Linked DNA regions of Homo sapiens: region 1 is linked to region 2. A link is a contact called in ENCODE Hi-C or POLR2A ChIA-PET data. All regions are on one chromosome and are shown on one strand. The core of a region is the stretch at or near the end of the contact, and the rest is flanking DNA. Distances in the headings are between cores, read along the strand shown.

Region 1 (4,740 bases), core at 583-3,082, 35 kb after region 2:
TTGGTGCTGAGGCCTAGGTTCCATGAGGTCAAAGGGAGAATTCAGGCCGGGCACAGTGGCTCACGCCTGTAATTCCAACACTTTGGGAGGCCAAGGTGGGTTGATCACCTGAGCTCAGGAGTTCGAGACCAGCCTGACCAATATGGTGAAACCTCATCTCTACTAAAAATACAAAAATTAGCCAGGTGTGGTGGTGAGTGCCTGTAATCCCAGCTACTCAGGAGGCTGAGTCAGGAGAATGGCGTGAACCCAGGAGAATGGAGGTTGCAGTGAGCCGAGATCGCCTCTGCACTCCAGCCTGGGCAACAGAGTGAGACTCTGTCTCAAAAAAAAAAAAAAAAGGAGAATTCAGACTAAGCTGTTTTGCAGCATCCCAAGGCTGTGTTGACCTCACGTACAGCTGCATCATGGGAGTGGGCGGTGCGACATCTCAAGTCCAACTCAACCGAGCCATGGTTCAGGCTAAGTTCCCGCTGGTGCCCCTACCTGGAACGCTCTTCAGATAGTGGCTCCTTCTCACCCATTCAAATGTCCCAGGCCTTTCCTGACAGGCCCTGCCCATCTCTCTCTCTCTCTCTCTCAATTTCCCTGCTTGCTTTTTGTTGTTGTTGTTGTTGTTGTTTGATTTTTGGTCCTTTTTTTTTTTTTTTTTTGAGGCAGAGTCTTCCTCTGTCGCCCAGGCTGGAGTGCAGTGGCATGATCTCGGCTGACTGCAATCTCTGCCTCCCAGGTTAAGGTGATTCTCCTGCCCCAGTCTCCTGAGTAGCTGGGATTACCAGTGCCCGCCACCATACCTGGCTAATTTTTGTATTTTTAGTAGAGACAGAGTTTCACCATGTTGGCCAGGCTGGTCTCAAACTCCTGACCTCAAGTGATGTGCCCGCCTCAGCTTCCCAAAGTGCTGGGGTTACAGGCATGAACCCCACCACGCCTAGCCGATTTATTTTCTTTCCCTTTTTTTTCCCCCAGACAGGACCACTGGATTGGAGTGGTGCCATCATAGTTCATTTTAATTTCCAACTCCTAGGCTCAAGTGATCCTCCCGCCTCAGCCTCCTGAGTATCTAGGACTACAGGTGTGCACCACCATGCCTGGCTAATTTTTTATTTTTATCCTTTTTTGTAGAGACAGGGGATCTCACTATGTTGCCCAGGCTGGTCTCAAACACCCAGCCTTAAGCAATCCTCCTCCTGCCTCAGCCTCCTAAGTAGCTGGGATTATAGGTGTGAGCCACCATGCCTGACTTTTTATCTCACTTTTTGTAGAGACGGGGTATCGCTATGTTGACCAGGCTGGTTTTGAACTCCTGGCCTCAAGCAGTCCTCCTGCCTGGGCCTCCCAAAGCGTTGAGATCACAGACGTGAGCCACCTTGCCTGGCCTACTTCCTTTCTTCCTGTAAAATTGCCTTGTTGGTTTGTCTACTTGTTTTCTGTTCATCCTGTTCACTCTTGTCTCCAGCTCCTAGAACAGTACCTCACACAGAGTAACGGCTCCATGTGTTTTGTGACAGGGAAGCAGACAGTGTGGCTTGTTGGAGAGGAGCCACATACCCCCGCCCCCCGATTCATACATGGTGTGACTCAGCCCGAACCATTGCTCAGTTGAGTTGGATTTGAGATGATGCACTGCCCACTCCCGTGATACAGCTGTGTGTGAGGTCAGCACAGTCTTGGGGTGCTGCCAGACAACTTAGTTTGAATTCTCCCTTTGACTCATTGGAACCTAGACCTCAGCACCAAAGATGTCCCCATACCAGTAACCCGGGCAACAGAATGCAGATAAAGGACAGGAGACAAAAGGCGCAGGTTCTGACACATTCTTTGCTTGTGTCATCAGCTAGCAAGTATTCACAGGCACATCCAACCTCCATCCTTACATTCCACAAGGATTTGAGTGTCTGTTATAGGCAAGGGACAATGCTAGGTTTTTTTTTCTAAAAACAAACTTGGGGCTGGGCATGGTGGCTCACACTTGTAATCCTAGCACTTTGGGAGGCCAAAGCGGGTGGACTGCCTGAGCTCAAGAGTTCGACAACTCTTGGTAACATGGTGAAACCCCGTCTCTGCCAAAAATACAAAAAATTAGCCAGATGCAGTGGCGTGCACCTGTGGCCCAGCTTCTCGGGAGGCTGAGGTGTGAGGATCACTTGAGCCCGAAAGGTGAAGGCTGCAGTGGGCCGCGATTGCACCACTGAACTCTAGCCTGGGCAACAGAGTGGGACCCTGTCTCAAAACAACAACAACAAAATAAGAAAGAAAGAAAGAAAAAGCGGAAGTGAGAGATGGATGTGCGTGTAGTCGTGTGGGATAATTGCCCATGGGAAGGAAACAGAATTCAACCTCTTGGAATGTAGGGGGAGGAGGAAGCCTGAAAAAACTGTTCAAATTTGGATTCTGGGCTGAGCACAGTGGCTCACGCCTGTAATCCCAGCACTTTGGGAGGCAAGGCAGGCGGATCACTTGAGGTTCGGAGTTCGAGACTAGCCTGGCCAACATGGTGAAACCCTGTCTACAAAAAATACAAAAATTAGTCGGGCGTGGTGTTGCACACCTGTAATCCCACTACTTGGAAGGCTGGGGTAGGAGAATCACTTGAACTAGGGAGGCAGAGGTTGCAGTGAGCTGAGATCGCACCACTAAACTCCAGCCTGGGTGATAGAGCAAGACTCTGCCTCAAAAAAAAAAAAATTGGACTCTGGGTGAAATAAGTCTGTTGGGGACAAAATCTGGTGGGAGACCCAGAAGGTCAAGCTGCTTTAGAAAGAGCTCAACCACTGACTTTCCTCTTTTTGACCACATGACTCTTCCAGGTATAAAAGCCTGCCGTTGGTGGAAAAGGAAAAGGTGGTCCAGTTAGACAAGATGCCACCGGCTTCTGAAACCAGACATCTTTGAAAACCCACCCATCTACCTGCAGGAAAAGGCAAGGGACCTGACCTCGCCTGGGCTCAGGGAAGAGGTTGCTGGGATCATAACCCCAGGAAGAGACGGGATGGAAGGAGAGCATGCAGGGAGCAGAGGACAGGCTACTCTCCAAGGAGGAGAGGGAAGAGGCCACAGAAATGGAAAAGGGGCCAGGACAAGTCAGTGGAGAGATGGTCAGGGCCTGGCGAGGAGGAGCAGGACAAAAGCGGTGGAGCTCAGCCCCGTGGCGGCAGGGCCACTCCCATTCATCTGGTCCTCTACTTCTGAAGTTCTCGAATGCAGAATGAGATGTACAGATGGGCCAGCAGGTGATATGCTATCTGTCATAGGTTAAGGCCTCATTATTTTATTCATTTTTAAACTTTTTTTTTTTTGAGACAGGGTCTTGTTCTGTCGCCCAGGCTGGTTTGCAGTGGTGCCACCATGGTTCACTGTAACCTTGAAGCCCCTGGGCTCAAGTGATCCTCCTGCCTCAGCCTCCAGAGTAACGAGGACTACAGGTGCACACCGCCATGCCCAGCTAATTTCTTAACGTTTTGTAGAGAAAGGCTCTCACTGTGTTGCCCAGGCTGGTCTTGAACTCCTTGACTCAAGCAATCCTCCTGTCTTGGCTTCCCAAAGTGTTGGGATTACAGGTGTGAGCCACTGCTCCCAGCCACAAGTTTTATTTTAAATGTTTACCTTTCAATGATCACTTCGAGGAGATTTAAGCTTACTCTTTCTTTTTTTTTTTTCTTGAGATGGAGTCTTGCTGTGTCGTCCAGGCTGGAGTGCAGTGGTGCTATCTTGGCTCACTGCAACCTCTGCTTCCCAGGTTCAAGTGATTCTCCTACCTCAGCCTCCCGAGTAGCTGAGACTACAGGCATGTGCCACCACTCCCTACTAATTTTTGTATTTTTAGTAGAGTCGGGGTTTCACCATGTTAGCCAGGTTGGTCTCGAACTCCTGACCTAAAGTGATCTGCCTGCCTCAGCCTCCCAAAGTGCTGGGAGGCATGAGCCACCATGCCTGGCTCATTGTCTAGTTTTTACCAAGAAGATGATGAGATATGCCAGAGGGCTCCGTATCTGCTATGAGAACGTCCCCCAAGAGCAGCTGGCCGTGGTGCTGCAGCTGGAGCTGTGCTTGGAGCTCTTCTTCACCCCCATGGCGGTCACCACCTTCTGCCACTGGCACTTTGTGCAGATCATGCTCTCTGGCCCCAAGTGGGGACCTGGAGGTGCTGAAGAGCCAAGAGACTGGCTGCCGTGACCCTCTTCAACTTCCTGGTCTGCTTGGACCCTGTGCTTTGTCTCCCATGGTGGGTTCCCCCAGTGGAAGAGTCAAATTGGTGGGCAGGCGCAGTGTTGTTCAGTGCTCTCGATGCTGCATTGACCCCTTGATTTTCTTTGTTTTTGTTTTTATTTTGTTTTGTTTTGTTTTTGAGATGGAGTCTTGCTCTGTCACCCAGGCTGGAGTGCAGTGGTGTGATGATCTTGGCTCACTGCAACCTCCGCCTCCTGGGTTCTCCTGCCTCAGCCTCCCGGGTAGCTGGGATTACAGGCACCCACCACCACACCCGGCTAATTTTTGTATTTTTAGTAGAGACGAGGTTTCAACCCCTACTCAGGCTGGTGTCAAACTCCTGACCGCAAGTGATCTGCCCACCTTGGCCTCCCAAAGTGTTGCAATTACAGGCGTGAGCCACCATGCCCAGCCTAACCCCTTGATTTTCTGTTTCTCTTCCTCCACCGTGCGCAAAGCCTTTGACAGAGGGCCACGGAGGTGGCAGCACGGCGGGGGTCTCACTGTCTGGGTGGTGGTGAAAGCTCTGGA
Region 2 (4,315 bases), core at 562-3,061:
AAGTGGGCTTTATTCCTGGGATGCAAAGATGTTTCAATATATGCAAATCAATAAATGTGACTCACCACATAAAATTAAAAACAAAAATTATATGATCATCTCAATAGATGCAGAAAAAAACATATAATAAAATCCAACATCCCTTCATGATAAAAACCCTCAAAAAACTAAACATCGAAGGAACACACCTCAAAATAATAAGAGCCATCCAGGACAAACTCACAGCCAACATCATACTGAATGGGCAAACGTTGGAAGCATTCCCCCTAAGAAATGGAAAAAGACAGGGATGCCTACTCCCACTACTCCTATTCAACATAGTAGTGGAAGTCCTAGCCAGAGCAATCAGGCAAGAAAAAGGAATAAAAGGCATCCAAATAGAAAGGGGAAGTCAAATTATCTCTGTTCACTGATGATATGATTCTATACCTAGAAAACCCTACAGATTCCTCCAAAATACTCCTAGACCTGATAAATGACTGGCAGTTTCAGGATGCAAAATCAGTGTATAAAAATCAGTAGCATTACTATATACCAACAATTGTCAAGCTGTGAGCCAAATAAAGAACAGAATCCCAATTACAATAGCCACACACAAAAATAAAATACCTAGGAATACATCTAACCAAGGAAGTGAAAGTGAAAGATCTCTACAAGGAGAACTAAAAAACACAAATAAATGAAAAACATTCCATGTTCATGGATTAGAAGAATCAATATCATTAAAATGTCCATACTGCTCAAAGCAATCTACAGATTCCACCCAATTCCTACCAAATTATCAATGTCATTTTTCATAAAATGGAATCATTCTACCAAAAAGACACCTGCATGTGTATGTTTGTCACAGCACTATTCACAATGGCAAAGTGATGGAATCAACTTAGGTGCCCATCAATGGTGGACTAGATAAAGAAAAAATGGTACATACACATCACGAAATACTATGCAGCTATAAAAAAGAATGAAATCATGTCCTTTGCTGCAACATAAATGCAGCTGGAGGCCTAAGTGAATGATCCTAAGTGAATTAACACAGAAACAGAAAATCAAATGCTGTATGTTCTCACTTTTAAGTGGGAGGTAAACAATGGGTACACGCAAACATTAAAGATGGAAACCATAGACAGTGGGGACTCCAAAGTGGGGGAGGGAGGGCGGAGGACAAGGGTGGGAAAACTGCCTATTGGGTACTATGTTCACAATTTTGGTAATGGGTTCAATAGAAGCCCAAACCTCAGTATTATGCAATATACCCATGTAACAAACCTGCACATGTGCTCCCGAATCTAAAATAAATATTTTCAAAAAGCAATTGACCTATATTATTAACATTTTAATCTACCTGTATATATGTTTTAATCTGCATGTGTTCATGCTTTGAAATATGGTACAGGTACTATGACAATCCCTGTTCTGTAGGGGAGGAAGAAGAGACACATCTCTTCCCCCACATCACAAAGTCAGGAAGGAACAGACCTCACGGAGTCCAGTCTGTCACTGGCTCATGCTTTGTGCCCTTAAAAGGCAAACTGGATAAGTGCCATTCTAGAGAATCAGACAAAATTCAAGTGGAAGAGAGGGGAGGGGAAGAAGACGTCAGCTGGGGCCTGTTTGGAGCATCCCAGCTGAGGCTGCGCAAGGAGGGAGGCACGCAGTTGTGGAATTTGTTCCCCTTTTTGCATACTGACCAGCCCTGGCAACGGAGCTCAAGGCATCTTTGTGCCACTGCTCAACAGTGAGTGATGTCATGGGCACGGCCAGGTCTTTATCAGTTCTGCCGGATAAATAGCCAACTGCACTAGGTCTGGAGAGACAGCAAGGTGCTGTGCGGCAGAGCATTTGGGGTCTCAAAGAAGCAGGTGAGCCTGGGCCCGAGGGGCTGGGTGGAGGAGCACCTTGGTGCTTCTCTGCTGGGGAAGGGACAGGGGACAGGGCATGCTCAGGAAGACAGGCAGGCTGACCCCGCCTGGAAGGCACCCAGAGACAAGAGGGGTGGGCGTAGTGACCTCGTGCCCTTTTAGGGGAGATGCTGCTGGCCAGAGGCCGTTAGGGCCCCCACTACCAACTCCATGTTACTCTCTCTCACCAGTGGCCACCACCATGGATACAGGCCCCGACCAGTCCTACTTCTCCGGCAATCACTGGTTCGTCTTCTCGGTGTACCTTCTCACTTTCCTGGTGGGGCTCCCCCTCAACCTGCTGGCCCTGGTGGTCTTCGTGGGCAAGCTGCGGTGCCGCCCGGTGGCCGTGGACGTGCTCCTGCTCAACCTGACCGCCTCGGACCTGCTCCTGCTGCTGTTCCTGCCTTTCCGCATGGTGGAGGCAGCCAATGGCATGCACTGGCCCCTGCCCTTCATCCTCTGCCCACTCTCTGGATTCATCTTCTTCACCACCATCTATCTCACCGCCCTCTTCCTGGCAGCTGTGAGCATTGAACGCTTCCTGAGTGTGGCCCACCCACTGTGGTACAAGACCCGGCCGAGGCTGGGGCAGGCAGGTCTGGTGAGTGTGGCCTGCTGGCTGTTGGCCTCTGCTCACTGCAGCGTGGTCTACGTCATAGAATTCTCAGGGGACATCTCCCACAGCCAGGGCACCAATGGGACCTGCTACCTGGAGTTCTGGAAGGACCAGCTAGCCATCCTCCTGCCCGTGCGGCTGGAGATGGCTGTGGTCCTCTTTGTGGTCCCGCTGATCATCACCAGCTACTGCTACAGCCGCCTGGTGTGGATCCTCGGCAGAGGGGGCAGCCACCGCCGGCAGAGGAGGGTGGCGGGGCTGGTGGCGGCCACGCTGCTCAACTTCCTTGTCTGCTTTGGGCCCTACAACGTGTCCCATGTCGTGGGCTATATCTGCGGTGAAAGCCCGGTGTGGAGGATCTACGTGACGCTTCTCAGCACCCTGAACTCCTGTGTCGACCCCTTTGTCTACTACTTCTCCTCCTCCGGGTTCCAAGCCGACTTTCATGAGCTGCTGAGGAGGTTGTGTGGGCTCTGGGGCCAGTGGCAGCAGGAGAGCAGCATGGAGCTGAAGGAGCAGAAGGGAGGGGAGGAGCAGAGAGCGGACCGACCAGCTGAAAGAAAGACCAGTGAACACTCACAGGGCTGTGGAACTGGTGGCCAGGTGGCCTGTGCTGAAAACTAGGTCCTCCGGGGGAGGAGGGTGTAGCTGGCGTGTCATCCTCAGGGCGCTTCCTCGCTCACGCCAGGAGGGACTTGGAGTGGCGAGCTGGGGCCCGATGGGGCTTGGGGGCAGAGTAGACATCTAGCCTCCCTAAGGGTATGCGCGCTAAAGCCCAGCTCTCGATCTCACCTCCATCCCCATCCACCCACACACTATGGATTGGGCTCTGGGAAGGGGTCAGGGTGAGAGGCTGCTCTGGAGAACAATGAGGTCCTCATAGCAGCAGGCAGCTCCTGTGTTTTCTTGAGGGTGGCAGAGGAGCTAAGAGCAGTGCCCAGGTCTGAGGGGGCTGCCCAGTGAGTGGCAGGGGCAGGAGAGGGGAGAACCCCATCCTCAGAGCTGCTCCCAGCCAGCGAGTCAGGAGCGGGGGAGACAGGGCTCCAGGGATGAGGCCGCATTCTGCTCCCACAGTGCCTTTTCCAGAAAGTTCCCATTGCTCAATAAATGTGGATCATCAGAGACATTTATGAACAATGACAGAAGAAAAATTACCCAAATAAATGTGGAAGCAAGCAAAAGAGAACAGTGTTTCCTTCTTCTCCTGTTTTGTTCTGGTGGTGTGCTTGGGCCGGGTGGGACTGGTGGATGGAAGGAGAAAACACCAGACTCTGGAGGAAAAGGGCCAAACACCAGGATGCCTGGATGCTGGGAGAGGATCTGGCTTGCAGGGATGAAAATAACAGCTGCCCTGTCTAAAGGACTTGGCCTGACACATCATCTCCTTCTATCTCTCAATAGCCCTGTGAGAGGTACCAGCATTATCCCCAGTTTCAGATGAAGGAGTGGCCCAGAGAGGTGACATCTCCTACCCGAGATCCCATAGCTGGTGGGCGATTGAAGTGGGACCAGAAGCTGGTGTCAGTTGACTCTGACACCCATGCCCCTAAGCCACTCTGCTGTTCTCCATCTGTGTGTCACCTGTGGTCACCTGGCCCAGTCAGATGAGGCTGTCTGAGCAGGACAAATGCAAACAGGCTGTGATAAGGAACAGAAGTAAATGCAAAGCACAGTGAGTATCTGTGTGAGTGCATCCTCTCCCCAGTAAAGAAGACTTCTTGAAAAGTATAGATTACGATACTTGGAGTCAATGATTGGGCAGGTGACTCACAGTGGGCACCCGATGCTCCTCGAT

What was found. A loop is a pair of places that touch in the nucleus more often than their neighbours do. ChIA-PET counts read pairs that join two places held with the same protein, here RNA polymerase II (POLR2A). Pooled maps may share reads with other maps.
Region 1: a map with no recorded cell type shows a loop between it and region 2 (2.6-fold over the local background). The contact joins the promoter of LINC01531 here to the promoter of GPR42 in region 2. A Hi-C loop is called at or near these places in 1 of 168 maps with a recorded cell type or tissue (GM12878), 25 of 37 single-sample maps with no recorded cell type and 12 of 50 pooled maps. POLR2A ChIA-PET finds 5 or more read pairs at or near these places in 3 of 52 experiments (GM12878, MCF 10A and WTC11).

What each region holds. Positions count from the first base shown.
Region 1 is chr19:35,403,775-35,408,514 of GRCh38, forward strand. It overlaps LINC01531 (long intergenic non-protein coding RNA 1531), which reads left to right and starts at 1,833. Exons shown (of 5, transcript NR_040046.1): 1 at 1,833-1,907; 2 at 2,811-4,740.
Region 2 is chr19:35,369,257-35,373,571 of GRCh38, forward strand. It overlaps GPR42 (G protein-coupled receptor 42), which reads left to right and starts at 1,812. Exons shown (of 2, transcript NM_001348195.2): 1 at 1,812-1,862; 2 at 2,093-3,706. The coding sequence starts at 2,104. The coding sequence ends at 3,144.